Regions from separate parts of the Homo sapiens genome. Here region 1 is linked to region 2. Evidence: read pairs that join two places in POLR2A ChIA-PET (ENCODE). Cell type or tissue: A673. All regions are shown on one strand. Each heading gives the region's core, and the rest is flanking DNA. Links, peaks and the distances in the headings are about the cores only. Region 1 has its middle 86 kb from the start of ECT2. Region 2 overlaps SPATA16 (spermatogenesis associated 16).

Evidence for each region. Peaks named below come from ENCODE experiments on the same cell type or tissue, not always from the same donor. Only the 100,000 strongest peaks of a DNase experiment are listed, where the experiment ranks them.
Region 1: POLR2A ChIA-PET joins it to region 2 with 6 read pairs; 2 of 35 experiments call an interaction of 5 or more read pairs at or near these places.

What each region holds. Positions count from the first base shown.
Region 1 is chr3:172,828,702-172,845,587 of GRCh38, forward strand. It overlaps a transcript of ECT2 not described here, the pseudogene ATP5MC1P4 and the pseudogene MMACHCP1. Among named protein-coding and RNA genes, the nearest start is that of ECT2, 86 kb to the left of the region's middle. In A673, for the core only: a CTCF peak has its summit at 7,877 (motif pointing right); DNase peaks (open chromatin) are centred at 7,920 and 12,450.
Region 2 is chr3:173,019,879-173,036,764 of GRCh38, forward strand. The region is part of intron 3 of SPATA16 (spermatogenesis associated 16); the gene reads right to left. Among named protein-coding and RNA genes, the nearest start is that of SPATA16, 110 kb to the right of the region's middle. In A673, for the core only: no CTCF peak of the experiment used is centred there; DNase peaks (open chromatin) are centred at 7,953 and 8,303; H3K27ac peaks cover 2,387 bases.

The DNA.
Region 1 (16,886 bases), core at 5,815-13,814, 190 kb before region 2:
AGGGACGGACAGGTGGCCCCCATGGAGCCTCACGTGGCGAAGAGGATGAGGAAGGTGACCATCAAACAGAAGAACCCCCCATGGCCTCAGACAGGCCAACGCCCAGAATGGCATAGGAGAAGAGCTACTGCCTGAGAGATGAGTGCCTGAGAGACGAGTGCCTGAGAGACGGGTTCCTGGCATAGCCAATGATCAAGCTGCCAAACACAATTCCAATGCCAGTCCCTGAACCAGCCACACCAACTGTGGCTGCCTCAGCACCAATAAATTGGTTGCTGTGTCAATGTCCCAGGAGACAACACTGGTCTGGAACTCCTGTCTGGCCACCTGGAGTGGGGAGCTGCTGTGGGAAGGCTGTTTAGATGAACTCTCTGGGCTATTCAAGAAGGAGGCAGACACAGGCCTGGTTAGACACCTGGTGCAACAGTGGATCTGAGCCGGAGAAATGAACAGTGCCCCAGTGGTCTGCATTTTTTCAGTCTCCCAGCTTTAGCCCTTGGTCTCGGCGCCCAGCCAAAAATTGGTATCTTTATTTTAAAAAAGAAATAAAATCTCTTCTTCACATTTTATGCAGATTTGAATTAAAAGAGAATTATAGATTTAAATATGAAAGGTAAAACTATGAAGATTTTACTAGATAATATAGGAGAGTATCTTAATCTGTCTGGGGTTAGAAAAGATTACTTACACATTTTTCCAAAAGTTAATTATAGAAGGCATGATTGATGTCTACATTAAAATTAAGAACTTCCAGTCATGAAAAGACATCATTAAAAGACAAAGTCACAGAGTAGATGTTCACAATACATGTAAATGACAAAAGGACTCATATCCAGACTATATAAAAAACTAAAAAAAAAAAAAGTCAGACATTCCTATAGAAAAACAGGTACTTCATAAGTGAGGGAATCCTGGCTGGGCACGGTGGCTGACACTTGTATTCCCAGCACTTTGGGAGGCTGAGGCAGGTGGATCACTTGAGGCCAGGAGTTCAAGACCAGCCTGGCCAACATGGTGAAATCCCATCTCTACCAAAAATACAAAAATTAGCCAGATGTGGTGGCACGTGCCTGTAGTCCCAGCTACTCAAGAGGCTGAGGCAGGAGAACTCCTTGAATACGGGAGATGAAGGTTGCAATGAGCCGAAATAGTGCCCCTGGGCCACAGAGTGTGACTCTGTCAACAACAACAGCAACAGCAAAAGTGAGGAAATCCAAAAGGCTAAAAAACTTATTTTAAAATGTTCAATCTAATCCATAATGCAGGATTGCAAATCAGATTCCATTGCACATGCACCATTGTGGCTTAGCACAAATGGAAAGCAAAGAGAAATTTCTTCCTTTACGAGATAAGAAGTTGCTGTTGGTAGGAGTGTAAATTGTGTAACTATGTATAAAACACTTGGTCATTAATCAGTAAAGTTTAAGATACGCATACTTTGAAACCCAACAATTCTAATCCTCGATATTGCCAGAGAAATTTAGAAATATGAATACTAGGATCCATGTGTAAGAATGTTCATAGTTGTTACTGTATATAAAGGCCTGAAACTGGCCAGGTGTGGTGGCTCACACCCGTAATCTCAGCATTTTGGGAGGCCAACGTGGGCGGATGACCTGAGGTCAGGATTTCGAGACCAGCCTGGCCAATATGGTGAAACCCCATCTCTACTAAAAATACAAAAATTAGCCAGGCATGGTGGTGCAGGCCTGTAATTCCAGCTACTCGGGAGGCTGAGGCATGATAATCGCTTGAACCCGGGAGGCAGGGGTTGCAGTGAGGCAAGATTGCGCCACTGCACTCCAGCCTCGGTGACAGAGTGGGACTCCATCTCAAAAAAAAAAAAAAAAAAAAAAAAAAAGCCTGAAACTGGAAAGTCAGAAATTTATATCAATATTAGAATGGACTAATACACTGTGTTATAATCAAGTTTGTTTTTTCCCAAATGTTTTACCTGTGTTAATTCAATCTCCACAAGAACCCTATGAGGTAGATATTCTAGGGGATGTTTGCCCTTGAGGCCCTATAAAAATTAGCATCTTGGGGCACTGCATAGAAATAGTAACACATGTAAGAGTCCCATATTCGAAGGCAGATGAGAATTCTAGATCTTCCTGGGCTTTTGACTTGCCTTGGCCAAACCTAACTTCCTTGAGCCTTGTTATCTTCATGGAAGATCTCTACCACGTTATCAAAAATAGTCATCTTGTACCCAAAATGAAACCTCTTGCTTTGCCAAAGGCCTATCAAGTACCACCATAAATTGGGGTCCCACAGGGAAGAAAGGTATCAAGGGACAGGGGATCCAGGTGGAGAGGCCGTGGGCTCTGCTGAGCTTTTGAGGCTTCTTGGGGGTGAGTGTGGTGAAGGGAAAGTCAGGGTATGGAGAGCGAGGCTTCTCTGAGGGCTGAGCCAAGCCACACAGGGCCAATCCTTGGGCAGGCAGACTGGAAAAGTAGGCCTTCTGCTCTTCTGAGTAGCACTCCTGGGGTGTCACAGCATCCTGATAAGTCCAGTGACGCCATTCATAAGATAAGTTTAATAAGTTTCTAGTCAATAAGTAAAAATCAATTCTATTTCTATACCCCAGAAAAAAATCAGAAGCTGTAAAAAAAAAAAAAAGGCAACCATTACAATAGACAATAGCAATGAAAAATATGAAATGCTAGAAATAATTCTAACGGAAAATCTGCAAGACTTTTATGGAGAAAATTGAAACCTTCTTAGAACACATTAAATAAGATCTAAGTAAATGGAGAATTCTTAGATAGGAATCTCCCAAATTGATTATATATCTTGAATAAAAATTTTAATTTATGAAACTAGCTGATTTTAAAATTCACTGCATAGAGCAAAAAGCCAAGGGCAGTTAACATATTCATGAAGAACAGGTGAAATAATTTGCTTTCCCAAATATTAAGGCTTATAAACAGTATCTTATTTGGTGCAAGGATAAATAAATTGACATATTGATAAGTAAATTGATTTATTGAACAGAAGTCAGTTTGTTATTATATAGAGAAGTTGTACATGACCAAATTTATATCCATTCTTACCTAGGGAAACACATGTGCACAAGCAAACATGTGCACAAGAATGTCCGCAGCTGCACTGCTTATAATATTCCCAAATTGAAACAACCCAAATGTCTATCAATAGGACAATTGATTGACATATAGCCATGAAAATAAATGCTTGCTAACTATATGCAATAACATAATTTTCAGAACATACTGAGTGAAAAAGCAAATCGGAAAAATATCCATAGCATTGTTCTACCTACATAAAATTTAAAACAAGGAAAATTGAGTTATTTAGGGATAGGTCGCGCTATCACTCTAAAGATGAATGTGCTATTCCGGATAATAGTAACATCTTGGGGGAATGCGTGTAGGCAGAGAAATGGCGGTCAGGGAGGAGCACAGAGCGGCTGTCTAAGGTACTGGAAATTTTTAAGTTCCTAAACAAGATGGGATGTACATGCGTACTATGTACACGCTGTACACGTGTACATGCCCTCAAATTAAAATGCACTCTTACCATTTATCAGTTTCTTGTAACATTCTGATCTTTCTTCTGGATATTTTATATTGTTTACTAATCTAGTTGTCTATTACCATTACAGTACTAAGTGGCTATTTATTTTGTTATTCTCACAACGTGCACTTTATATTTTAAGTTGTGTGTATTATATATTTCAAAGTAGAATTTTTAAAAAATACAATAAAAGTTTCTTTATTTTCTTCTTTTTTTGAGATGGAGTCTCACTCTGTCACCCAGGCTGGAGTGCAGTGGCGCCATTTTGGCTCACTGCAACCTCCGACTCCCGGGTTCAAACAATTCCTTGCCTCAGCCTCTGAGTAGCTGGGATTACAGACGCCCGCCACCAAGCCCAGCTAATTTTTTTTTGTGTATTTTTAGTAGAGACGGGGTTTCACCATCTTGGCCAGGCTGGTCTGGAACTCCTGATCTCGTGATCCACCCACCTCGGCCTCCCAAAGTGCTGGGATTACAGGCGTGAGCCACCGCGCCCGTGCCCGGCCTATTTCTCAAATTACAGAGGTGGGTGGTCCAGGGCTGCTAGGGTTGCTTTGCCATTCTTGACAGACAATTTCCCTTTCAGCATCTGAAATGGCTGCAGAACTCTTACTCCTGCCTCAGCACTCCACAGAAGGAATGCGACGAAGGGCAAGGAAATGCATGCCCAACTACTTTTTAAAAATCTCAAACTAGAATTTTTTAAAAGGAAAGATATCATCCAAATAAAATAGCAATAGAGGATAATCACCTAAACATGTAAAGACTTTTTATAACAATGAACAGATAGCACAGTACATAATAAAATATTAACACCATTGCATTAGATTAAGAAAACGTTAAATTAACCCTCCATTACCACAACTATTTGGTTTTTAAAATTTTAGCTAAGTCCAATAATACAAGAAATTATTAATTAATTAATATAATTTTAAATCAATTAATTATTAATTAAATTATTAATTAATATAATTTTTTAAAAAAGAATAAGCAACAGTGTTATTCTTTTGCAGATAATGTGGCTATATATTTCAGAGATTTCCTAAAAATCTCATAGAATTAATATTCGACTGGTTACACAATAGATATACAAAAATCAAAAGCTTTTCTTCAACATAGAAATATCCAGTTAGCATTTGAAGAAAAAACTTAAACATTTAAAAATGAAAAAAAAATTTTACAGTAGTTCTAAAGTATATGATTTGTCCCTTGGGATAAATTTAATAAAAAGGTACAGGTACTATGGAAACCGTCGTTAAAAGTCGAGAATCAATCTTTAATGATTGTAGAGACTGATTTATCCTAGATGGGAATACCTAATATTTAAAACAATTTCCCCCAAATTAATATATAAATTCACTGCATTTCCACTTAGAGTCTTACTTTTTGACTTCTCCTTTTTTTTTTTTTTTTTTTAAACAGGTTGAAATGATTCTAAAGTTTGTAGAGGAAAACAGCTGAGACCAGTCAAAATTCTTTTCTAAATTAATGAGGGAAGACTTGTCTTCTCAGGTATCAACACCTCAAAGCTACCATAATTAAATCCACGTAGTACGGTAATGGTAATGGAAAACTATATTAGTAAACAATATAAAAATATTCAGAAGAAAGATCAGAATGTTATGAGAAACTAATAAATGGTAAGAGTGCATTTTAATTTGATGGCTAAGGGTAATTTATTTATAAATATGCTGGCATAATGGGCTATCCGTCTGGAAAAAGCAAAATTATATCTACAGTTCATATCATTTTGAAAATAAATTCAGTTTTAAAATATAAAAGTGTAAAATATAGAATGAAATTTAGGAAAATATTTTGTAAACTTGATGTGTTAGAAAAACCCAGAAGCAAAAAAGTCAAGATAGTTGTGCTTAACTTCATAAAAATAACTTGTTTTTATATGATGAAAAATTCTATATACTCAAAAGATTTTAAAAGACCATAAAAAAATTTTCAAGTCATATGGCAAAGGGCATATATATTGAAAATACTTGGCTTGGTGCAGTGGCTCACACCTGTAATCCCAGGACTTTGTGGGTAGAGGTAGGGGTATCATGTGAGCTCACGAGTTCAAGACCAGCCTGGGCAACATGGAGATACCCTGTCTCTACAAAAATACAAAAATTAGTAGGGTGTGGTGGCGCACCTGTAGTCCCAGCTATTCAGGAGGCTGAGGTGGAAGAATTGCCTGAGCCAGGGATGTCGAGGCTGCAGTGAGCTGAGATTGCACCGCTGCACTCCAGCCTGGGCGATAGAAAGCCTCCCCAACCCCCAAAAAAACTCTTTTTTTTTTTTTTTTTTAATTTGAGACAGAGTCTCATTCCAGTTGCCCAGGGTGGTCTTGAACTCCCGGACTCAAGCAATCCGCCCTTCTCGGCCTCCCAGAGTGCTGGGATTACAGACATGAGCCACTGCACACAGCCAGTACCAAGGGATCTTATAAAATTATTTGTGAGGAAAAAAACCAACAAAATTCCAGCAAAATAATGTGTAATGAAGTCTTTTAAAATTTACTTTTAAATATTAAAAATGATAATAAAATTTACTTTTATTATCATTTAAAATTTTTTAGCAGAATAGCATAGGTTGCGTTGAAATAAGTCTGCCTGGGATTGAATTCCAGCTTCATCCATTTGTAACTAACTGGGTGGCTTTGGATAAATTGCTTCACCTCTTTTTATATCACTTTTGTCTATAAAATGGAGGTAATAATAGTGCCTCCCTCATAGGTCGACTGTGAAAATTCCACTTAGAATAGTGCCTGATACCCAACTAGTAGTTAACAAATTATTTATCATTATTATAATTTTTTTAAAAATGAACTGGAGATGATACTAATAGTCCCTTATATCATTGGATACTATGAGAAGTAAAAGAGATGATCTATGTAAAGCATTTAATATGGTACATTGCACACTGGCATGTAGTAATAATGTTAATTATTATTCTTATTGTAAATGTTAATTAGTGTTCTTATTGTTAAAAATTCAAAGTGGCAATACTTAGAACATTACGGTACTGGCACCAAAACAAACAAATTAATGGAATAGAATAGAAAGTTTAGAAAGAGACTTAATAATATACAAAAATTAAATTTATGACAAAGGTTTTACTTCAAATCATTTTGGAAAGAGAAAACTATAGTATTGATAAATGAGACTCAATTAGCCAACCCTTTGGGGAAAAACAACTTAGATCCATATGTCTCATCAAATACCAGGATAAATTCTAGCTAGATTAGAATTTTTAATGTAAACACTAAAAATACTAGAAAGAAACAAAGGCAAATATTTATATAGTTTTGGGGAGCCTTTCTAAGCATGGCATCAAGGGCCATAAGTGAAAAAAGATATCCCTGAATATACCAAATAGAGAACTTTCATGTATTTTTGAAAATACAAAAATATATTTCAGTTGATACTGATTAGCCCCGGGGCTTAAAATTGGATGGAAAAAAAATAAGATTTAGTTATTTTTGAACATACCTATTTTTTATAATGGAAGAACTAACAAAATAAAAAGTGCTTTAAAGTGCCCCAGACAAAATCAAAAGGCAAATGAAGAGCTGGAAAATATTGGTAACATCCCTAACAGTCAAAGTCAAATGCCATATTTAATACATAAAGCTGTTGTATCAAGATATAAATATGATGAATGGACAAGTCATTAGCAGGCAGTTCATCAAGAGCTACCAATAAATATATGAAGACATTCAACATTACGAGGAAACAAGCAAATACAAAAAAGTAAGATGCTATTTTAAAAATCACATAGGCAGATATCAAAAAGAATGATGCAGCGTTGTCAAGGGTATGCTTTTACAGAATGCTTGGGCTATAAACATTCTGGTGCATCATTTTATCAGAATCTTTCAACAAAATAAACATATCCTTTAATCCAGTCAGTCTCCTAGAAACTGATCCTGTGCAAATAGGCAAATGTGTATAGTTGTATTGCAGAGTTGTCAATACAAAAATGTTTTATGTCCTTTAACAGGGAATTGGTTATTTAAGTTGTGATACATTCGTGCCATGGAATCTACACAGCCGTTACAAATGACATTGTAAATATAGATTTATAGACCTGGAAAGATGTTCATTACCTATTGTTATACAAAGAAAACAGGTTATAAAGTGTTATATAGAATATGGTGACATTTTTGCTAAAAGTAATGCATATAAATAAGAGAAAGTCTAAAGGGAGATAGACCAAAATTGTAGCAGTTGTTATCTATGAATGGCACCAAGGGTGATTTTTAAAAATCTTTCTTCTTTCCTCTATTGTCTGAATTTTAAAATGATGAACAGGTTATTTAGCTGTCTATCTATCTATCCATCCATCCATCCATCGCCAGTAGGGGGAGCAGAGAATCTTATGTTGTTGTTTCTGCCTGTCTTTATTGGTCCCCCAATTACTCTGTAATCCTCTGCTATTTGGCTTCTGTATCTACTTCTCCATGAAAACGAATTTGCCAGAGTTACCAATGACTTCCTGTTTGTCAAATCTAATAAATACTTTTCGGTTCTCATCTGTTGGACCCTCTGGTTCTGTCTTGTAAACTATTTGCACCTTTTAAAAACACGGTTCTCCTTTTTTCTTGAAACAGAGTCTCACTCTCTTTGCCCAGGCTAAAGTGCAGTGGCGTGAACTCGGCTTACTGCAGCCTCAACTTCCTGGGTTCAAGCCATTCTCCCACCTCAGCCTCTGCAGTAGTGGGAATTACAGGTGCAGGCCACCACACCTGGATATATTTTGTATTTTTTTTGTAGAGACAGAGTCTTGCCATGTCGCCCAAGCTGGTCTTGAACTTCTGGGCTCAAGTGATCCACTTGCCTTGGCCTCCCAATGTGCTGGGGGATTACAGGCATGAGCCACCCCTCCCAGCCTCTTTTTTCCTTTGAGTCCTCTGTGTGATGGTTAATTTTAGGTGTCAACTTGACTGAATTAAGGAATATCTAGAGAACTGGCAAAGTAGTGTTTTTAGGTGTGTGAGAGGGTGTTTCCAGGGGCCATTGGCACTTGAGTCAGTGGACTGAGTATAGGAGATCCACCCTCAATGTGTGTAGGCTAAGAGCCCCGATAGAACAAAAAGAGGAAAAGATTTAGTCTCTTTCTCTCAGAGCTGGTACACACTCTTCTGCCCTTGGTCATCAGAGCTCCAGGCTTTGGACTGCAAGACCTACACCAGTACCCCCTTCTCCCTCATCACCACTTCCTGGGTTTCAGACCTTTGACCTTAGACTGCGAATTACAGCATCAGCTTCCGTGATTCTAAAGCTATAGGACTTGGACTGGACTGAACCACACTATAGAAATCCCAGGGTCTCCAGTTTGCAGACTGCCAATTCCCCTAAGTCTCTCTCTTTCTCTGTCTCTCTCTCTCTCTTTCCCTCTCTCTCCTCTCTCTCTAGGTATTCATCCATCCCTCCCTCCATTCATCCTATTGGTCACCTCTCTAGAGAACCCTGTCTAATCCACTGTGTCACCACTGTTTTCTCCTACATATTGAACCACAACTCAGTGTATTTCACAAAATCTTTTGCCCACCCCTTACCTGCAGATGTTCCCTAAATGTCCATCTTTCCTCTTCATTTCTTTGCATCTTACACATTTACACCATGTATATATATGTATGTAAAACTGCCACAGGGCATCGTCCCCTTGATTTAAAAGCACCTCACACTTGCGTGTTCAAAGACCCACATACCCTATAAAAGACTCGTATCTAGGATATAGAAAGAACTCCTACAAATCCAAGAGACAAACACCCTTCCTTCATTTCTTCAATACCACTCTCCTTTAAAAAAATATTATTATTATTATTTTTATGGATACAGGGTCTCACTATGTTGCCAAGGTTGGTGTTGAACTCCTGGGTTCAAGCAACGCCTCCTGCCTCGGCCTCCCAAAGTGCTAGGATTACAGGCGTGAGCTGCTGTGCCTGGCTATTTTGTTTCTGTATGGCTTTCTGTGAATGGTATCCCTATCCACTCCACCACCTGAGTCAGATACCTGAGAATTCTCCTAGGCATAGGCTTATCTTTCTTCCTTATTCCTCATAGCCAAGGTGTTGATCCCACGTCCTTGAGATCTTGTGAATGAATAATCCATTCCCTTGTCTCCATTTTCATTACCATGCCTTATTTCATGTACACATGACTTTCTCCTGGATTTATCTGGTAATCTTCATTCTTAAACTAGGTTCCATAAAGGCAGAATCTGGAACAAAGACTTGTGTTAGGTTTATTTAGAGGTTGTTTATCATGAGGAGTTGAAGTGAAGAAACAGAGAAGGAAGGAATGCCAACACGGTTTTGCTATATCGGGTTAGCCACTACCACAACCCACTGTTGCTGAGTCCTGTGGGAACTTTTCATCTGGGGTGTGAAAGGGAGAAGCATTGATCACTCAGCTTCCAGCCCAGTTGCTCAAGAACGGTCCAATAATAGTAAGTCCCTGGCAATTCCAGATTGTACTTGCATGAATGCCCAGAGGTATTGATACTCCAAAGCCTCAGAAATTCCTGGGACAGGAGTGAGAAGTGGTGGCACATCCTCCAGCAGTGGCTCCAGTAGGAAGAGGTGGGGCTGAGAGGGTTTAAAGTGGCCCATAAGACATGTCTGGTTCACCTTTCAACTGATCTTCCTGTACTCCTTCTGCTAGCCACTTTTTATAGCCAGAATAATCTTAAAACAAAATGACTATATTATTTTTCTGCTTGAAGTGTTTTGATGTCCCTTTTAGAGACCTTCAGAAAAATATTCTCTCCTTAGCACATCATAGAAGCCCTCCCTTTATTATCTGGCCCTCTTCTACCTCCCTAAAAGTATGACTTCTCCATATAAACCCTTCCCAGCTCTTTATCTGTGCTGTACCCTCTACCTAGAGTTACCTTCCTCTCCTTTTGTGCTTGCCTATTTTCTCCGTATTTGCAAGCCTTACTTGATGCTCTACTCTTCTTCCCAGGCTGAGTTAGTTCCCTCCTGTATGTTCCAAGAGCACCCTGTGTTTATCATCATCATAGAATTTATTACATTCCATTACATTTTTGTCTGATTTATCTGTTAGACTACATTGTCAACTCCTAATACAGAACCTGACAAATAGTAGGTGATCAATAACTGTTGACATTGTTTCACTATCTATTGCAAAGCTGTATACAGGGAAAGTGAACCAAGTTTATCACTAAAATGAAGAATAACCACCTTCAATGTATGCTTAAATATCATTGGGGTTTTAGTCCCTCCAGAAGGTGTTAATCTAACATCTTCCTGTAAGATGCGCCTTAGGAAGAATACAGATTATAATCATTGTATGGAGGAGTGTTGGTCAAAGAGATGAAAAAGGCGTCGGCTCTGAGAGACCAGAAGGGTCGAAGAGCTGTCGCATTCCTACAGGTGGTAATAACCCTTCACTGATCACCTGCCTTCAACAAGTGTGAAAACTGACAACCCATGTAGCCATCTCTTAGAGAGAGTGTCTTAGCCTTCCACACAAGTTGCCCCCACAAGCTGTAGCCGGGAAGCAGACACATGAGCCATATGAAATTGGGCCAAGGGCCAGTAGAATTTTAGTGCAGTTTGAAACTGTGACATACGGCACTAATATTATATTTCCCCAAGGTTGGAGTCTCGCTGCCAAGAGGTGTGGCATTGCTATCACCCTGGAAAGTGCAGCAAAGACTTGGGAAAATATCGTAGGCTGAGAGATTACTTTTCACTTCCAACTAAAGCTGGCAGACTGAATTCTCTTGTAAAAGAATAGATTCAGCTTGATTTGTTTGGCTTTGGGGATTTTGGCATTCATAGAATTGCCAAATGTATGATAACTTTATTTTAAAAAGAATAATTGTGTAATTATTTATTTAATTAGAAAAAATAATAAATGCTTGTAATTATTTCTGGTTTAAGTGTTTCTAACTTGAAATACAAAACACTACTTTTTCTTCAGCTGTCAGCTTTAGACGTCACTTATTAGCTGAAGTTCTGAGAAGCTGAAAAGTGTTTAGTCTATTTAAGCTATGTCTCCCCTCCCTTCCTCTCCTCCCACCTCCCAACATACAATAATTGTTTTTTTTTAGATTTAAAAGTGATTTTTAGATTTGAATATTAATGGTGTTAGATAATATTAAACATTTGAGTGCTTACTGTACGCCAGGCACAGTTCTAAACACTTCACATACAATAAATTCATTTTCTCCTCATATCAGAGAATTATTATCCTCATTTTGAGACATGGAAACTGAGGCACAGAGCAGTTATGAAACTGACTTGTTCAAGGTCATCAGTTAAGTGGTAGAACTGGGATGGTTGTATTATCTGTGCAGTCAAGAGTATGCTTTGCTGCTCCCCATAGAGGAGGCTGTTAGAGCCCCTAGCCTTGCCTGCACTTCACCTTTCCCCTTTCACCCTGTGTCTCCTGATAACAATTACATTCTGCTATGTAACGTTTTTAAGTTTCCCAGGTTTGGTTTGTAGGTTAATTCAAAAGCTGAAAATTAGTATACGATATTTACATTATTACGACTAAGTGAATATTGTTCATTATAGAGACAATTAATGCTTTAGGATTATAAATTCGATGTTTCAATTTTGGTACCAGTCAAAGCCAAATGATCCTTGCATCCAGTTCTAATTAATTTTTATTTCTTATTAATTCTCTCAATTGCTCAAAATCATGTCACATTTTAGTTTCCATGGTTTTTGGGCATGACTTTCTCGTACAGTTCTTTACCCTGCTATTTCTTATTACCTTCCTCCTTTCTCCTGTTTTGATAACCCTCCCCCTCCCCCTCCTGGAGTGTTGTGTAGTAGAATTTTAATTAACCCCTTCCTTTCAGCTCCCTTTGCCCCGATTTGTTCCTCTGACCCTGAACTTGGAGCCTGTCTGCAATCAATGTTAACCTCCTTCCCTCCCTCCCTCCTTCCTTTCCTTCCTTCCTTCCTTCCTTCCTTCCTTCCTTCCTTCCTTCCTTCGTTCTTTCCTTCCTTCCCTCCTTTCTGAATTCTGGGTCCTTGCCTTCTCGTTTGGTTTCATCTTTCAATAGGCTTCCATCTTCTTTCCATCTCTTAGAAATGTGTTTAAACCTCTTGCCTACTGATGTATCCCCCTTCTGTCCACTTCTACCGGATTATTTCTTCACACTTTCTTGGAATTATTAGATAATCATTTGTGCTTAAACTGCAGTTTGAATTAGAAACCCTATTTGGTCCACATCCTAAATAGTCAAAGTGATATGTGTATGTATATACGTATGTGTGTGTGTATATATATATAATGTATGTATGTGTGTATATATATATGTATATAATCTTAAATGTGTACAAATAGCATTGTCAGGTATAAACAGCATTTGCTTCTTTAAAATTAAATGGCTTACACATAGATGAATATTTACTTAGAAATACCTAAACATTAAAGAAAATGATTTCAGAACCTTATTCGCCACCTCCTACCCAACCCAGGCTAATAACACAGAGAAAACTTTGTTATCAGATCCACCATTATTAATTGGAGTCCTCTATCAACTTAATCACACTTTTAGCACAATAAAAATGGATGTTCATATTGATGTCTTTAAGGCAAAGCAAGACCCCAAAGCATCTTCAGAATCACTAGAACAAAGTTAAATTATGTTCAAGATTAATTTTAGTGCAAATTATTTTAAGCTAGGTCTATAGGCATTTGTGATAAATGTATTTATTGCCCTGCCACAGTACAGAAAGAATTTGAGATGGCTTACATAAATACATACTACACAAAAAGATAAATAAGAACAATGAAGAAAAGAGTAGGAATGGTAGGATGAAGCTGGGATTGAGATTGGGACCCAAAGTTACTTCAGAGTGACCGGTGCATTTGTTAGGAATGTACCACACATTTTATTCCGAGCATCTAACGGCTGACCAAAACCATTTCCACAGCCAGCAGGTCAAGTTCATTAATCCACATTGCACACAGCATAAAAACAGTTTGCTGTGGAGAACTATTGCTGGAAAAAGACTGGGGCGAATTACTTCCTGTGGGTTCTAGTAAAGCACATATGTGAAATGTAGAGAATGATGTACTTCGTAACTTCTTTACAGTAAAGATAGCAATATGATGCACGTAGGAGTTTTAGTAATATGAACGAGCAGAACTCCATAGGGCAGGATTATAAGCAACTTTATTCTCCCACTTCCCACACCACAATCGCTAACCATTTAATGCCATTAGATTTTCCCCACCCTTTTTATGAAAGTTAATCTCCCAGTTTTCTTACTCTTTTTTAGTTTGTTTGTTTTTGGTTTTTTTGTTTCGAGGCAGAGTTTCGCTCTTTTTGCCCAGGCTGGAGTGCAATGGCACGATCTCAGCTCATCACAACCTCTGCGTCCCGGGTTCAAGCAACTCTTCTGCCTCAGCCTCCTGAGTAGCTGGGATTACAGGTGCCCGCCACCATGCCCGGCTAATTTTTTTTGTATTTTTTATAGAGATGGGGTTTCGCTGTATTGGCCAGGTTGGTCTCGAACTCCTGACCTCAGGTAATCTGCCTGCCTCGGCCTCCCAAAGTGCTGGGATTACAGGTTTGAGCCACCGTGGCCAGCTCCAGTTTTCTTATTCAAAAACAAACAAACAAAAAAACAAAAAACAAAAGAAAACAAAAACCACTGTTTCCATTCAATTTCATTCACTGGGATAGTCTCCTTGTAGCCATCATTCTGTTCAGTCCACTGAGATCATCAACACTGTACTTCATGTGAAGTGAAACTTTTCTCCTCCCCCAGGTTGAGTTGGAAGCCTGTGGTGGTAAAGAAGGCGTCTTGCTTCTTTCCAGGTCTTACCATTTTCTCTCTCTCCTTCCTTGCTACACCCTTACCTTCCACCGCCATGTCTCAGTTTCCCCTGACTTGGGGAAGACAGAAGAAGTCAGGGACAGGAAATACCTTACTTGCCTGGTAGTGCCATGCCTCTCTACTGGTGCATGTGTAGGGAGAGCCTTCTCCAACCTCGCCTCTTTCTGGGTTCTCCTATCTCAGGGGGTAAATCCTCCAGGGTATGTCAGACACCAGTGCCCTACACATTGCAGGAAACCCTTATCAACCTCTATAAATGTTCTCCTGAAAGCCTTTTTCTTTAAGCTTGAGGTAAAAGGGAAACATCTTTCTTCCTCCTCAGTGGATGAAGGAGGGAAAATGTGAGAGCACATTCTCCTAATTTTCTTTCTTGGCCTTTTCTACAAAGGCCTCTTCTATAAGGGCCTCTTATATCCTTTATGTGGTGTTGAGCTAAAGGTTAAAAAATTAGTTTTCTGACACCTCCTTTGCCTTCTTAAATGATGCAAAAAGAGTCCCATTTAATATCTTATTCGATCTTTACTGAAATCTTATAAGTGTATAGGAAATATTGTTGACGAGCTTTTCTGCTTTGAGGCTCAAAACAATGTAGGCATGAAATACTGTGTTAGTCTAGGTAGATGGCATTTCAATCTAGCAATGTATCTATATTCTCCATTTAAACTATAAAATTGATACCTATTCATTTTAGATAGACTAGAAACATTGAGGAACCAAAAGAAAAATTATTAAAATGATTCTGTCCCAACTTTCAGGGATGGTTACTATTAACCTTGATTTATGTCCTTTCATATTCTCCTTATACTGTAATGGACATCCCTTGCCATCTGAATCTCACTATCCAAATATTTGTTTTAAGAGCTTGTAAAATTTTTTTCTTGAATTCACTATCTGAAAGGAAAACTTGTTATAAGAAATCTACATTGTCACAGCAGTAAGACTGTTTGATTTGTGCACAAATTCTGGGGAGAAAATAGAGTTGCTGCGGTAGATTCTCAGCTCTTCTCTTGACAACACTGAATCTTGTGCTTGCAGTTTCAACATGTAGTGCATTATCGTATCAGATCCCCACATTATTATATGAAAATGTCTTCTAAGAGTGCTGAAAAGCCTGTGAAGAAGTACGAGCCTGTGAATTGCTGAACGCTATTGACAAAGGTGATTCAACTGCACAGCACATTTTTAATGTTGATGGAATTGATCTGCTTTGGAAATGTATGCCATCTTGTATGTTCACTTCAGAAAAGAAGACAAAAATGCCAGAACATAAAGCATCCAAAGTAGTCTAACACTACTTTTAAGTGAATGTGAAGTTAAGCTAAAACCTCTGCTTGTGTATCACTTCAAAAGCCCCAGTGCCTTTTAGCGACTAAGGGAGAGTGAATTGCCTGCTGTGTAATATTCAGCTCGTAAAGATAGGATGACCAAGGCAGCTTTCAGTGATTACATGAGGAGCTGTCTCTATTCATCAGAGTACACACGGATGGAAAACTTGCAAACAAGGCTCCTTTGATAATAGACTAAGCTCCCAGATGTCCTTCTAGTGTTGACAGTTATGGAGATAATATCGCAATGGACTTTTTGCCTTCCAGCATGATGCCATTATCATAGCCTCTGGACCTGAATCACTACAGCCTTCAAGGCATATTGTTTGCAGATGGTGATGCAGTATGTGGCACTTATATGCTGATATATGGTGTGATGATGCAGGCAACACTGTTTCAGCACAGAATTTATAGAAGAGTTTTGACATTCAGAAGGTCTTCACATTTATCAACTGGGTTTGGCATGTATCATAACAAACAATGAATGGACTATGGGAGAAACTAGTACTGCAATATGTTGCTGACTTCCAAGGTTTCAGGGAAGTGATTAACGCAAAGCAAAAATCCTAAATCTTGTGAAGAGGGCTAGATTTAGTGAAGTGGATGGTAAAAAGACCTTAACGTATGACCACAGAACTTGTTCAACTAGTTGCTCATTCTACAGCCCAGGAAGGGAAAGAAGAGGAGCAATAAATGCTCATTGCTGGGTCTTTAGGAAACGTGAAATTATGCAGATAAAATACTTGTTTTTGCAAAGTTTGTTTTGTTTTGTTTTGGTCCATAACTTTATCTGCCATTACAGATAATGGTTCATAGCCATGCACCTCTAGTGTCTCAAGATCCAAAAAGAGATGAGCGTACATAAGATCCTTGGACTTGAAAACAGGTGAACCACAGGCATTTGACGCTCCACTCACTCTCTGCCAGCTCATTCCCACTCGGCTTCACATCGACTGAGCAGTATTAACATCTACCTGCCTGCAACCTCCATCTCCCTCTCTCTAAACCTCTCTTTATTTGGTTAGTAATCATTTTGTAAAATTTCCATGTTTGCTTATTTTATTTAACTAAATGTTATTTGTATTTATGACATAACTTTAAAACACACAGTAGCTTTTATTTTATATTAAAAATTATGCCTGCTATAGTACATAAGGAAAACTAATTTCTATTAGATATTCTGTTGTATTGTT
Region 2 (16,886 bases), core at 4,646-12,645:
TTTTATTTGTTTTTAAATGAATTTTTATTTCAATAAATCAGGGAAAAAGCAGGTTATTTATGGTATGTCTACTTTTAATGAAGAAAGAGATTGTTAGTTGCTGAATTTCAGTTAAAAAAAAAAAAAGGAACTGGAGGCTGGGTGCGGTGGCTCATGCCTGTAATCCCAGCACTTTGGGAGGCCGAAGTGGGTAGATCACCTGAGGTCATGAGTTCAAGAACAGCCTGGCCAACATGGTGAAACCCTGTCTCTACTAAAAAATACAAAAATTAGCCAGGCATGGTGGCAGGCGCCTGTAATCTCAGCTACTCGGGAGGCTGAAGCAGGAGAATTGCTTGAACCCGGGAGGCAGAGGTTGCAGTGAGATCGCGCCACTGCACTCCAGCCTGGGGGACAAGAGCGAGACTTCGTCTCAGAAAAAAAAAAAAAAGAGGAACTGGAATTTGGGTGACATGTTCATTTGAATTCCATAATTAGGTTCTGTGTTTTCTCCCAGCTGGGTGTAAGAGAAGACCTGTACTGTTGGTTAAGGGATCTAGTCTTGGTCTTGACCCTTTTGTTAAGGCCTTTCCTCACTTTGGACCTCTGTTTTTTCTTGACTGAAATGACAAGGCTTGACTTGTGGATAAGATGAACTAACTGTCCTTACCTGCTGACTCTTCCATTATCTCACAGAGTTCTGGAATCTCAATCCAAACCTAGATGTGAAATGATCTCCCTAGCTGCCTTCTTCTCCTAGAGATAAAGGGGTAGACCTTTCTCTTCCTTGCTTCATTGAGAGCCTATTATGGGTAGGTATTGCTCAAGGTGTTTGATATAACAGGGTCAACTAGCTGGATGCAGTCCATGCCCTATCACCAAATGGGGACCCAGCCATTAGTGAAAGTTCGAAATGTAGCTTCTACTGTATTTATCAATGTGGGCTACAGAATGTTACAGAACCAACGCATGATTATTAAGCAACATTTTGTGAGCCTATTTTTACAAGTTGATGGGAATCACTTGGAATTAGTTCATTATTAAAGTAAGTGGTTCTTAACCTTTTTTTGAGAGGTATACAGTGCTTTCGGGAACCAGATAAAAAGTCTGAACCTCTGTCCAGAAAAATGCACATAATCATAATTGCACAAATTTAGGAAACTTGTGTGACCTCTCAGGGCTCTTCAGGTATTCCACATTAAAAACATGCAGACGAAAATAATTCAATTCCCAGAAACACTGCATATAAAAAGAATAAAGTAGAAAAAAATCTGTCTGGCCTGTGGATAATCATAGAATCGTATGATGATGAGATGGATCGACTGTATAACTTAGCTCACTTCAAACACAAATCAGCAGAAAGTAGAGGAAGACGGAACTTTCTAAAATCATGCATAACTAGTTAAAGAGCTGTCTAAAGTTTTTTGGTTCTCCATGTCTAGCCACAGAGCATTGTATTATATCACACTGCCTTTCCTATGGTGATTTCTGAATTAGACGGGTCTGAGTTAATGAGGTTTTACTGTACTCTATGACAAGGATTTTTGCAAATGAATACATTAATCCCTCAAGAACACAGATCGTTTGCTTTGGTGTGTTTTGATTAAAATGTTGGAAATGTTAAAATGATCACATGGGTTCATTTAATATCAAGACAAAACTATAATACTAATATTTACCATGAATATTTTTTATTACTTCAGAAAAAGAGAATGTTTGAAAATCATGTTTATATATTTTGTCCCTATAGAAGCAATTTTGTAAAGGTAAGTCAGAGTAGCTGAGGGCAGAGCTTTGTCCAGGGACTGGGTTTTCTGATTCTGACAACTTTCTTCCACAGGATAGGTAATTCTTCCCTATTACTTTTTATTTATTTATTTATTTATTTATTTATTTATTTATTTATTTATTTCATCCACAAGTCTATGAGGTGTACTCCCTATTACTTTATTCACTTATTCACTCATGCATGTTTAGTTAGCATCTACAAATTTGATGGGACAAAATCCTTACTGAATGGATGTTTCCAGCCTTTGGCATCTTTTTGCCTATGATGTAATGTTTTTGCTTTGCCGAGCTATTCTCCAAGAATCTTGCTCTGTCAGACAAGTTCTTCTGACAAAAGTAGATTAGATTGGAGACAAGGATGAGGTGTGCTGGGAAGGAGGGGTAGTGAAGAAAGAGCTTATCAAAAGAGAGAGAGGAGAGAGAAGAGAAGGCATCAGAGTTGCTTTGGATGTAGGCAGAGAAGATTTTTGTGAGTAGTGAGGGCTGGTGAGGTTGACACTATCGGAACCATTACAGTGTGATTTATAAAAAGATAGGAATTAAAAAAAAATTACTTGTAATTATAATTCCTCTGTATGGTGTTGAAGAAATGCAAGTAGAGGACATGAGTTTAGAAATCACTATTGCTAGACGGACTAGGTTCTTTTAATCATAACACCACTCTGCCCTAAACCATATGATTCCCGGCTTCATAAGAGGGACCGAAGGAAGACACAGACCCAGTCTCTACTCTGAAAGTGTAATTATAAAAGAATATTTGGTAATTTGAGATGAAATATTTTATTTGGCAATTTATTATTTTTGACTTTTATAATTATTGCAGCATTCACTGTGTGCTTATCTTACGCCCCTGTTAGATATTTGGCAAGGAAATGCTAGTGGCAGTTGTAAAGCCTAGCTTTTATACTTTTATTAATTTATCGATGCTTTCTAAAATGACATACCCTTTTAAAGATATATTTTATGTCGTGTGCAACTTGTAGGGGAAATGATGATCTGTCTTTTGAAAAGTTCTTAATCATTTGTCATTTGATGCCATTTGGAAAGCTGCAGGAGGCAGCCTGTGACCAAAATGGACAATCTCACTGCAGTTACAGTGAAAAAAAAAAAAACTACAATTGTAATCAGAGAGCAATCTCAGAGCTGATTGGTCTGATTTTATCACAGAGGAAAAAACTCTGATTTAGCTATGCTGATAGGGCTTTTGGTAAAAAACAAGAACCATGTTAGAGACTAGCTAAATGATAGACGTCATTGAATTTTTGTCAGAAGAAAAGGAGTTAGTAATGGGCAATGATTGCCTACTCCATTGATTCACCCCTTTCTAAAACAATGGGATCCTGTAAAATAATATATATTATAGTAAATGAAAGTTTATTTTTAAAACAAATTTGTTACCTGTGGTAAATCTTGTGCTTTTTATGATTTCTATTTGTGGATACTTTAAAATTTATCTTTTTTATTAAAGTTCACATGATTTGATGCTTGTGTATGTGTGTGTGTGTGTGTGTGTGTGTGTGTGTGTGTGCTTATTTTATTAAGCCCTAAATTTGTACACTGATGAGGCTCGAATATAAGTCTATTTTGGTAATTATCTCAGGTTTCCCAATTCGCTTGATAAATAATCCATCCTTCTCTCGTGATTTGATATGCCACGTTTATTATACACTAAGTTCATATGCACACTTGGGTCTATGGCTGGGCTTTGTAGCCCATGCTTTTGATCTGCCTAATTCTGTGACAGAAAATGCTCTAATTATCTTTATTTTATAATAGATTTTAATTTCCAGAAGGGAAACAACTGCCTAATGTCCTCTATGTGAATATATTTGTTAGTTAATATGGCATATTTATTCTTCCTGTTGAACTTTATCATTTTTGTTTCTTCCAGCTACAAAAAGATCATTTGGTGATTTTTATTGGTATTAAACTAAAGACATTAGATTAAAATTTAGGAAGAATAGACATTTTTATATTATTGTCTTCCCATACAGGAATGTGGCATTTCTCTTCTTTATTCAAATATTCTTTTGTGTCTCCCAGTAATATTTTAAAGTTTTTTTAAATAGAAGTTTTACTAATTACTTGTAATATTTTAACTTTTTTAAAAAAACAGAAATTTTACTAATTTCTTGTTAATTCTTAAGTTTGAAAACTCTGCATGAGAATATATGTCAATATGTCTATATTCACATATCTATGTATATGCACACACATATTTGCATATATATTCTCATGTAGAATTTTAAAGCTTAAGAATTATATAAAATGTATAGAATAAATATATATAAATATATTACTATGAATATAATCAGCATCAGGACCTGGGAGCTTGCTAAAAATGTGAAATCTTGATTCCCACCTCAAACCTACTGAATCACATTTTAACGAGATTCTTAGTTGATCTGTATGCACATTAAGGTTTGAGAAACACTACATGTATGCACAATAGGTATGGGATTTTTTTCTATTATATTTTCCAAACTCTTATTGATAGCATAGCATTTAAACATGTATTTTTAAAAATATTTATTTTGTACCCTTATAACTTAATATCGCAATAATTTAATTTTATTTACATCATCTGCAAATAATGATGTTTGGTTACTACTTTTCAGTATTTATAACTATTTTTTTCTCTTACTACATAGGCTAAATTTTTTAGAAAAAGAATTTAGATAAGTAGGGTGATCTAAGAGTGTTTCAATATTTCATTGATAATTATTATTATTGATCAATTTAAGAAAAAAAGAAGTATCATTCTATGTGTTATTTTCCAAGAGTTACCAGAAGTAAATAATTTTTAAAAATATTCTTTGAATCTATCAAAATGATCTTGTGGACTTTCCTTTGATCTTTTGTATTGATGAATTAGGTTAATTAATGATTCAAGAAAGGTATCAAAATTAATACAGAATATTAAAGCCAAGGATTGAGAAAGTGAATAATAAAATAAAACTACATCCAGGATGAGAAATGAACAAATAAAAAAATTCATTTAAAAAATAATGCTATGATTTTTATGAAATCGTATACTAAAATTAAGTTGCTAGAGGTTTTATATTTTGTCTTTTCAATCAAACTGATATTAGGTTTAGCTATTAATTCTACTGTTTTATTTTTGATTTATTCATTTGTTTTTATACTTATTAATCAATATTTGTCCTCTCTGAAATTTATTTTTATTATTTCTCTTATTCTTGACATATAGAAAATTTATGTTTTCTTTTTAAAGAAAGCATTTAGAGGTTTGAATTTTTACAATAATTTTAGCTTTGACCATATCCTTAAGAATGATAGAGTATATTTTATTCTCATTATAGTTTTTTCTCCCAGTCTCTAATTATAGATTTTAATTCCTCTTTAAAGAATTATTTAGGACAGCATTGTTCAATTTCAAAAGGGTATTTTTTTCTTATAACTTTTACTGTTAATTTCCCATTTTATTACAATGTAAATAGAGAATATCTTGGACAATTTCTTCTTCTGCTATATATGAAAATTAATAAATGGTTCAGTGTTGAAAATATTTTAATGGAATGTAGAAGAAATAATATATTTATTTCTAAGGTATTGTTAGTCTGAAACCACTGGAGATAACATTAAATTTTTAATGATTTAAATAAAACTTCTAGACACCTTTTACTTCATTCAAATTCCTTGGGAAATCTTTTGAAAAGTAAATTTTAATGGTGATTATTACCATTTTAAACCCAGCTTGTTTTTAAAGGCAATATTCTCATTGTTTATATTCATGTTCTATAATACTTTTCAGAAAGTTAAATTTTTTCTAACATGTTTTTATTTAAGTCAGTTTTATTGAGTTATAATTTATATACAGTAGTATTCACTTTTTAAAAGTATATAGTTTGGTCTGTTTCGACAAATACATAGCCATCAACACAATAGAGATACAGAAATTTACAACCGTACTAAACAGTTCTCTCATTTTCCTTTTTAATCAATTTTCTTCCCTTATGCCCAGTTTCTGGCAACCACTGATCTATTTTCCAAATTTATAGTTTTACCTTCTCTAGAATATCACTTAAATGGAATAATATAGTATATACCCTATGCGTACGGCTTCTTTCACTTAGAATAATGGTTTTGAGATTCATCCATATTATTGTATGTATCAATAGTTTGCTTCCTTTTACTGCTTAACTATTAGCAGTTTCCACAATTTGTTTATTCATTCACCAACTGATGAACACTCTGTTGTTTCTGTTGCTGTAAACATTCATATACAAATCTTTTGATATAAGCTTTCATTTCTTATGGTAAAATACAGGGGAGTGAGAATACTGGGTCCTATTCTAAGCATATGCTCAACTTTGTGAGAAACTCCTAAACGTCTTTCCAAAGCAGTTGTACTATCCTGCATTCTCTCCAGCAATGCATGAAAGTTCCAGTTGCTTTGCATCGTCGCCAGAACTGGTATGATCAGCATGTATGCGTGTGTTGTGTTTAAAGTTTTAGCGACTGTGATAGGTGTAGATGGTATCTCATTGTGGCTTTAGTTTGCATTTCCCTAGTAACTAAAGATGTTGAGGATCTTTTCATGTGATTATTGGCCATTTGTGTATATTCTTTTGTGAAGTTCTTGTTAATCTTTTGCCATTTTAAAAAACTGGGCATTTTTTTTCCTTATTAGTGTGTTGTAAGGGTTCTTTATGTACTCTGGATACAAATTCTTTGTAAGATACATATACTGCACATATTTTTCTCTGAGTCTGTGGCTTGTCTTTTAATATTCTCAATAGTTTCTTTTGAAGAGCAGAAGATTTTTGATGATGTCCAACTTATCGACTGTTTTTCTTTTATAGTTTATACCTTTAAAATATACTATTTAAGAAAACTTTGCTTAATCCAAGGTGACAAAGAATTTCTTTCATATTTTCTTCAAAAAGTTTGATAGTTTTAACAGTTATAAACTATTGGAGTTGAATTTGTTTATGGTGTGAGGTAAAGATAAAGACATTTTATTTTGCTTATAAATCTGCAATTTTCCCGGCACTACTCATTGTAAAGACTATTCTTTCTCTATTGAATAACCTTGACATGATTATCAAAAATCAATTAACCATATCTGTGTGAGTCAATTTCGGAATGGAATATTCTGTTCTGGTGATTTATTTGTCTATCTTATGCCATTATAACAGTTTTGACTACTATAGATTTATAATAAATCTTTAAATCAGGTAGTTTAAGTCCTCCCAACTTTGTTCTTTTTTTTCCCCTCTAACATTGTTTGGACTTATTGAAATTCTGTACTTTTCTGTTTACATTTTAGAAAGTAGCCTGTTAATTGCTAAAATGTCTGCTGGGATTTTGATAAGTGTATAGAAAACTTTAAGATCTATTGACATCTTAATAATATTGAGTCATCTGATCAATAAATATAGCACTTTTCTCCATAATTAAGGCTTTATTTAATTTCTTTCATCAATGTTTTGTAGTTTTCAGCATGAAAATCTCACACAAACTTCATTAGATTTATTCCAAACATTTGATATTTTTTGTTGCTCTTATAATTGGCAATGATTTTTAAATTTCAATTCTTATTGTTCATTGCTAATTTATAGAAACATAATTGATTTTTTACGTTGACCTTGTATTCTGCTACATCATACTACTAAGCTTAATTATTAGTTCCAAAAGCTTTTCCAAAAATACTTTGGGATTTTCTAAATAGATGATTACATCTTCTGCAACTAAAGATGACTTATTTATTTCTTTCCAGCCTATAACATTTGTTTATTTTCTTTGCCCTATTGTACTGTTTATCACCTCCAGTACCATTTGTTGTTGTTGCTGTTGTTTTGTTTTGTTTTACTTCCCTCAGAATTCTCTAAGCTTCTCAGACTTGAATTTTACTGTTTTCCCTTTAATTTTGGAAAATTCTTGCTTTTTTTCTCTGTCCCATTCCTCTCTCTCCTTTTCCTCCTCATTCTGGGACTCTTCCTTATAGCAGCCAACCCCTGCATTGAATATGTGGTTGGTCTCATTTTAGAGAGTGTTTTCTGCTTCTTGTCTAGTGGTAGCAGAACTCCTCTTGGTATCTTCCCCGGGCCCAAGAGAGGTTTCTATCTCTCTTTATCTCTTCCCCAAAGCAGAGGGTTTATGCTTTACCCTTCCTTCAGTGGCTATGGGAACAGGATAATTTCTGACTTCTTCCCCAGAGACATATGTTTTGCTTCTACTTCTCAATCAGAAGCTATGGATTTTTGCCTGGATGCTGAGAATGTGAATATCTGCTATCACTACCCCAGGTACTTTAGACTTTAGCTTTATATGAGACTAGGGATTAGGGAACAAATTTATTTTTTCTCCCTCCCTCCCTCCCTCCCTCCCTCCCTCCCTCCCTCCCTTCCTTCTTTCCTTCCTTCCTTCCTTCCTTCCTTCCTTCCTTCCTTCCTTCCTTCCTTCCTTTCTCTCTCTCTCTTTCTTTCTTTCAATTTCTTTTTTAGGCAAAGATGCCCATCTAGTTACCATTGTCTTGGCTGTTAGCAAAGTAGTGATTGTTTCATCCTCCCGAGGCAACACTCCTCTTATTCTTTTAATAACTTGCTGATGTTCTTAAAATAGAAATAGGTGGTAGATCTAGAGAAAGCTAGGAACATGGAATGTTTTAATTTCAGCGAATCATGATAACTTTATGGATAAGATGATGACATTTATGCTGGATAATAGCATCATTTCGTAGATTATAACCAATTGAATAACTGATTAATGCTATGTAAGTATGATCTGTGTTATTATGAAATAAGGAATCTAATGAAATGTCTTTAGCCCTTTTTGTGGACCTTATTTTCATTAGTGAACTAAGATTAAGAAATTGAAAGGATGTCGATAAAATTTTCAGACGGCATAAATTTTACTGCAACAGGAACTTATATCACTGATGACGTAAGCAAAATTTAAAATAATATGGACTGTTTAAAAATAAAAAATCTTAGTTATAAACAATCATTTTATAAAGATAATCATGGCTTGAGTTTGATCATATGGAAAAAATCTGAATATTTTAACTGCAAGCTAAATGATATGATAATATAATAGAGCTACAAAAATTGCACATAAAATTTTGTGCTAAATCAATATAACACATTGTTTTCAAATAACAAGTGATGTTTTCACTGAATTGTGCCTTCACCATATAGTCCCTTGAATTCATCTATAGTTCTGAGCATCTGTGAAGATCATCACCATATCGGAAGCTGTCTAGAATGAGTGATCTGGAAAACATAGTGTGTGAAGAATATGGAATGAAATAAATATGTTTAGAGAGTAAAATAATATCAGCCTCAGTAAATATATTCAAATACAATGCCCTTCCATATGGAATATAGAATAATTATTCTATGTAATATCAGATGAGGCCAGGCAAAAACCAGTTATAAAGCTACAAATAGCTCAGTTCAACATAAGGGGGGACTTACTAACCAATGATGCAACAGGCTTTCAGGAGAATTTCCTTTTACTGGAAACATTTAAATGATATTTAGAATGCCATCTGTCAGGACATGTAGAATAAATTCCTCACTGAGTGGGAGATAAGGCTAAATGACTTTCAAGTATATTCACGAAAATTTCTTATAATGCATTATCCAGCACTGTGAAGAGTCTGAGTTTTTTTTCCCTACTTGCAAACTAACAAGTTAGCTTGAAGCAGTTTTATGGAAGCTGGTAGAAGGTATGAGCCTCCAGGGTCAGAGACAAAGGACAGTTTATTGTTCACAGCAATAACAGTAATCAGAGTTTTTTTTTTGTTTGTTTGTTTTGTTGTTGTTTGTTTGTTTGTTTTACTGGTTCTCTGAACCATAGATCCCAGATGGTGGTGAAAGGAAGCTCAGGTGACACCTTCACATGCACTAGGTTGTACCACATGAGAAAAATATGAGTTTAGAGAATGTGAATATTTTGTAATGGGCTGTAAGGTTGCCTATCTTTTGCTCTAGGGGGAAACAGTACACCTGGCAAGGCAGTAAAAAGACTTGTCTTTCCTTCTAAGGCTGTTTGCCACACAACCATCTTTGAAAAGATAGTCTGGAGCAAAGACCAGTCAGCGCCTTGGTCACAAGATATGCAAAACTGCTATACACATGGGTAATTTTCTCCCCATAGGGATAGATTTTTATTTTTATTTTTATACAGGGCTTTGCTCTGTTGCCAAGGCTAGAGTGTAATGGTGTGATCATGGTTTACTGCAGCCTCAACCTTAGTAGCTGGGACCACAGGTGCATGCCACCACATTCAGAAATTATGGATAGCTTTTGTTCAGATGTGTAAGACCTATTTGTTACATTCATGCCATTAATAAATTTGAAAAGCATTCATAACAATGGGAAAATTAAGATATCACAGGTAAGTGACAGGATGCCTAATATTGAAGACAGAGTGGTTACTTTACTATCTATCTATCTATCTATCTATCTATCTATCTATCTATCTATCTACCCACCCACCTACCTGTCTATCTATATTCTGTCCTAGGAAGGGATTAAGGTAGCTTATAAAATACTTATGAAGTTAAATGAAAGTAAAAATAACTCACAGGAAATAAATAAAAATAAACAAATCGGACTGTATCAAAATTAAAAACTTCTGTTCATCAAAGGACAATATAAACAGAGTAACACAGCAGCCCACAGAATGGGAGAAAATATTTGCAAATCTTATATCTGTTACAGGGTTGATATCCAGAATATATAAGAAACTTCTTTGAGTTAACAACAATTTAAAAGACAACCCTGTTAAAAATGGACAAAGAACTTTAATAGACATTTTTCCAAAGGTGATATACCAAGGGCCAATAAGCATATGAAAAGATGTTTACATCACTAATTGTTAGGGAAATTCAAACCAAAACCACAATGAGATACCATCTCACACCCATTAGAATAGCTACTATAAAAAATCAGAAATAAAAAAGTGTTGGCAAGGATGTGGAGAAATTAGAATGCTTGTGCACTGTTTGTGGGATTGTAAAATGATGCACCCACTATAGAACAAAGTATGGAAGTTCCTCAAAAAGTTAAAAAATATAATTACTACATGATCCAGCAATTCCACTCCTGTGTATATACCTAAAATAATTGAAATCAGAGTCTCCAGGAAATATTTGTATCCTCATGTTCAAAGCAGCATTATTCAAAATAATCAAAAGGTAGAAGCAACCCAACGTCCATTGATGGATGAATGGATTAACAAAACATGGTATCTAACATACAATGGAATACTCTTCAGACTTAAAAAGCAAGAAAATTAAGACACATGCTACAACATGAATGCACTTCAGACATTATACTTTGTGAAATAAGCCAGACACAAAGAGAGAAATACTGTATGTTTCCATTTTCATTGATGTACCTGGAGTAGTCAAATTTATGGGGACAGGAAGCAGAATGGTGATTGCCAGGGGACAGGAGGAAAGGGGAACAGGGATTTGTTATTTAATAGGCATAGACTTTTAGTTTTGCAAGATTGGAAGAGTTCTGGAAATTGCCTGCACAACGTGAAAGTACTTAACACAATTGAACTGTACACTTAACACTGGGTAAGATCGTACATTTTATGTTATGTATATTTTACCACAGTTAAAACGACAACAAAAATAACTGAATGTGGAAGCAAGATTAAAAGTAGGGAGAGTTAAGATGAAGCCTGGATGAGGTTAGTGCACAAATATTATATCTTAAGATCCTAAAAGTTTGATTGAAATGACTACACATCTAAATTTGCTGGTAGCTAATGAAAAGAGGGTCGCATAGCCAGTATTAAACAAGCAATTGTTCAACTCAAGTATTTCTTGGCCTACAATCAGAAAGATGAGCTTATCCAAAGATGCCCTATAATGTAACAATCTGTGTTCTCAGTAACAGATTTACAGAAAAATCAGCGAGTGTTCCATATTGTTGCTTCTTAGAGAGTCTTTCAACATGGGCTGTTGGCATAGTACTAAATCTCAATCTAGTAACTTAAATTCTGGGGTAGGTAAAAAATGAGAATAGAAAGAAAACTTATGCAACAGTGCTGTCACTATACAGAGATTCAGTGAATCTTAGTGGTTTTGTCTTATTTAGTCAATTGACTTGCTACAAAAGATTGATCATTAGAATTAAATTAAAACTAAAATAAAGTATAATAGTCCTCTGCTTTTAAAAAGTTCATGCAGTCAGTTTAAATATCTTCAATAGATAATCAAGATAGAAAAATGGAATAACCCAATTTAATTTACATTGAGAAAAAGAACTGCTTTACAAAGTATTAGACCATAAAATTAGAAATAAAGGCATTGGATTTTGAAATAAGAAAATTACTGTAGATTATTGTCAAACAAAGCATATAGCTCTGCCAAAACACTAGCAGAGTATGTTTTTGCAAAAGCATGAAAGTAGAACCTAACTTCAGGGAAATAACAACAAGAAATCATTCTCAAATATTACTTGAGATCTCAGCATGTATGTGGCACAGCAGAAGAAAATGAGGTTTTGAGAAGTCAAACAGAAAACAACTCAAATATTGTCTTTCATGTTTTATCCCCAAAATTACAATTAATTCTGCAACTAATTAAATGTGAAAAATATTAAATTATTGAATTATCTCAAGTGAACAACAAACACCTATTTCTTGACATGACAAATAATTTATGAAATAATTACTTAAAAGAATTTGCTATATTGTCACAACACTGAAAAATATATAGTCAGAAAGAAATGTTATATGGTCTATCTTCTTTATAGAGCTAGTAATGAAAACACATTAAAAATCATCAGGATCTATGTTTAAGTATATTTTACTCTAAAATTTGAGTATGACATTACCTTGTTTAGGAAGACAGAATTTATAATTATACAGTGGGGGATTCAAATAATACATTTAATGGATCATCTATACCAAAAAATAAGAACTTTTAGAAGGGAGTCGCCTAGGGCTTCAAGCCTTCCATGTTCTTCATCCAAAGGAGTATTACCAGTTAACATGCATCAAATAACCATCAAAAGTAGGTATGATTACTGGATCTTTAGAGGCATGCAGTGAAATGCCTTCTTGAGCAATAGAGAACATTTATTTTTTTCTACATTTCTTCGACTTTCTTACTCAGTTAATTACTCTTTATCCACCGCAGACTTCTCCATAATGGGAAGTAATACTCACCGTTATCATTCACCTTTATATATTCAGCACCTAAGTGAATGCCTGGCACATAATAGGCAGTCAATAAATGTTTACAGAATAAAGCAATGTTAATAAAGTGGCTGAACAACATTTCCTCAAGAGCCTCCAGAGAACCTAATCATATCTAAGGTTCATGAATGAGATCTACATCTCTTGTGACCTGAATATATCAAGGATCACTCTCCACCAACTTTTGTGCCTGTATCCCAGTTGAACATCAAATGTACACAATCTTACAGTTTCTACCTTAGGCAGATGTGATCAGGAACAAAAGGCAGTTAATGTAATAATATCAGCGTAGAGATAGATAAGTAGGGCATTTGAAAACAATTCCCAAGAAAAAATATATATTTTTTTATAATTTGAAAATCTGAAAAAAGATCCTCATCTTTGTAGACTGTAATTGTGTCTTTCCATTTTTTCTTTCATCTGTCAAATGCCTGGATAGAGTGAACGTGAAATAAATTCCCATTTATTTCTTCATCTACATTGTAATCCCGAGTCTGTCTGGTAAAAGCTGTTAGTAAATCACTTGGTCAGTTCTCCCAACAAAATAGTCTTTAAGTAATACAGTATATCAACCTATCTTTTGACATTTTCATTTTTCGTTCTTGACATTTTCTCTTAAAAAATAATACAGTGTTGGCCCTATTATCTTTCCTTTGGAGTCTGTGAACCAAAATATCAGCTATCACCTCTCTTGTAGAAAAGCTCTCAAGGTTCAGAAACCAAAGATGTAGATGTAAGGCCCTACACATCTGTCTGTCTAATACTGGAGGGGAGGGTGGAGGATTGGTGATGGTGGTTCAAGAGCAGTGTGTTGAGTTTCACATGTTTTTTTCCATTCGCTGTGTTACTTGGGTGAGGTTTATTTTATTTTAGTTTAGTTTTTAGGGGGGACGGAGTCTCACTCTGACACCCAGGCTGAAGTGCAGTGGCATTATCTTGGCTCTCTGCAACTTCTGCCTCCCAAGTTCAAGCGATTCTCCTGCCTCAGCCTCCCAGGTAGCTGGGACTACAGGTGTGCACCACCACGCCTGGCTAATTTTTGTATTTTTAGTACAGACGGGGTTTCACTATGTTGGCCAGGCTGATCTTGAACTCCTGATCTCAAGTGATCTGTCTGCCTCAGCCTCCCAAAGAGCTGGGATTACAGGAGTGAGCTGCCGCGCCTGGCTGAGATGTATTTTAGAATGATTACTTTGAAAGGTACAATGAATAAACTTCCCTCTGTTCTACCTATTGGAAATTACTTATGATTCATTCGGCAATAATTTTTGAGTATAAACCATGTTCCAGCCACTGTTCAGGTTTTAAAGAAAAGAGCCAGAAAGGTAAATACATACTTAAACTAATATTTTGAGTAGCCTTATTGTATGGAAATAAGTGTTTGTCTGCATTCTATTATTTTTTATGCTGCCTTCAAATAGCAAATTACACAAGAAATTTTAAAATGAACTGAAATATAGTATACTGAATTCCATTACATAATTTTATTGGATAATAAAATCATATCCTTATTTCTTTTAGAGTCTGAAAATTAGAGGGATTTTTGATGTTAGAGTCTTAGAATTAGAGGGAAGTTTGACAGAAAAATCAAAACAATTTGTCTATCAGGTATTAAAATTACTCATATTAACATCATAATTTTTTGATTCGTGGAAGTATTAAATTACATCCAGGTAACAATATTTTACCTACTTAAGCCCTTTGTGGCCCTTTTACCAAAAGAGAAATATTGATTGTTATTCCTACGCTTTATGACATTGTAGGACTTCTAAATATTGTCTCTGATTTTCCTTTGCTAAATTAACAGAATTAATGGGAGTTCCACAATGGACATTGTATTTATGTAGATAATGTCCAGCCCAGCTAAACCACCAGGTTATATAGTATAGTTTGAAAGTTTAAAGTCAAAATTTGAATTGGATATGGACTTTGATATGGGAATTATCTCAATACTGGATTCAAGGTTTAGTTATAGATCAAACTACTGTTTCTTTAAGTGATTCCCATTAAGGAAATCTACTAATTAGTAATATTATAAATGAATGTATTAATGGTTTTTCTTTGTAATACACACTCCTTTCTTGATTGACACCGATTATTAAATCTCTCATTTTGACATTCTGTCTTCTTTGGCTCACTGTATTGAGTCTCAACCTGTTGTGACTTGCACCAAATAGAGTGTCACAGCACATTACTTTGGAAAGAATACGCTTTCCAGATATTTTTAGTAGTGCTGCCATTTCTGTGAATATAATGACAACAGCATATATTGTGTTGTGTTTGTTGAAAATGCTACATTGGATACTAACTGACTAGCCCTCAACTAAGTGTTAACCTACTTGAGAGAAATAATAAAAATACATACATAACCAGTAATCAACACATCAAAACTTGAAACAGTTAAACTGTGCGATGCTTGCAAGGGAGATGGAAAAATAAAAGGTTTAGGAAGGGGATTTGCAATGATAGGACAATTTAAAACTTAAAAAGGGCTAATCTGGAAAGAAATCCGAAGAAAGTGAGTTTTGAGCTGCCTTTGAAATAGTCACATCAAAGGAAGGAAGGTAGAAAATTCAAACTGGGAGAGTGCCTCAGAAATGACTTGGTGATAGAGGATGATGGTAAGCCATATTAACAACCGCCCTGTAAATTAGCTTGGCTAAAGCAATAAATTGATCATTGGGGAAGGTGGGAGTCTATTAAGGGCTGTTCAATAGTGAAAGGATTTTTAATTTTATGAAAGAAACTACTAATGCTTCAGGGATTACTAAGAAAGCACATAATGGAAACACTTTTAAAGAAGACAACTATTGCAACTATTCTGATGAAAAATCCAAATGCTGGGAGAATGCCAAGGATGCTGTGAAAAAGTAGAGTGGTTCTCAACGTGCAGCCTGCAAATTTTCTATAGGTTCCTTGACATTTTCAGGGGGCTCATGAGGTAAATTTTCATAATAATATTAAGAAATTATTTTCCCTTTTCACTGTATTGACATTTGCACCAATGTTGCAAAAGCATGGTAGGGAAAACAGCTGGCTTCTTTGCAGGAAGCAAACAGGTGATACCAAACTGTTCTGGTATTCACTGAGTGTATTCTTTACCATTATGGACACTCAGCCTCTATTTTTTTTTTTTTTAATAAATTTCAATCCTTGAGTACATGTCTCTTTAACATTTGGTAGGATGATGTAAGAAGTATGCATCAAGCACTTCTTCTGCATACCAAAATATAATAGCTGTCTTGGGGAAAAGCACTTCTGCACTTGTTCCATTGTTTACATTTGTGAGCTGACTTAGGCACTGTTTCTATGGAACACTATATTTTACTTGGAAGAATGGCTAACAAATTATGATTATCAGACTTGAAATTTGGCAGACATTTTCTAAAAAATGAAATGTGTGCCTGTCACTTAAAGGAACACAACTGACAGTATATATTGCTAGTGATAAAATTTTGAGCTTTCAAGCAAAAATTAGTATTTTGGAAAACTTATATCTGTCACTGCGAGCTTGACAGTCACCTAATGCTTTAAGACTTTTCTGATGAGGTCGGTGATATTAACAACTGCAATTTAAAAATTTGGTTTTGCATAATGAAATGTGTCAACATTCAGAAATCTGCATGTTTTCTAAATGACCAACAGGTAATATTACTAACTCATGAATGGATAAACAATCCAATCAAAGTATAAGATGAACTAATGGCTTTTAATGTTACAGAGTACAACATTGATTGATATGGTTTCAGAATCCATATTGCAATTAATCATTAAGAAACTACCACTTGTCAAGTCTTGGTGTAGTATCAAAGAAGAATATTCAAGATTATCTGAAAAGACTATTCAAATTATCTTTCATTTTCTAGCTGCATACCTTGTGTGACATTGAATTTTGTTCATATAAGTCAACCATATTATAATACATTGAA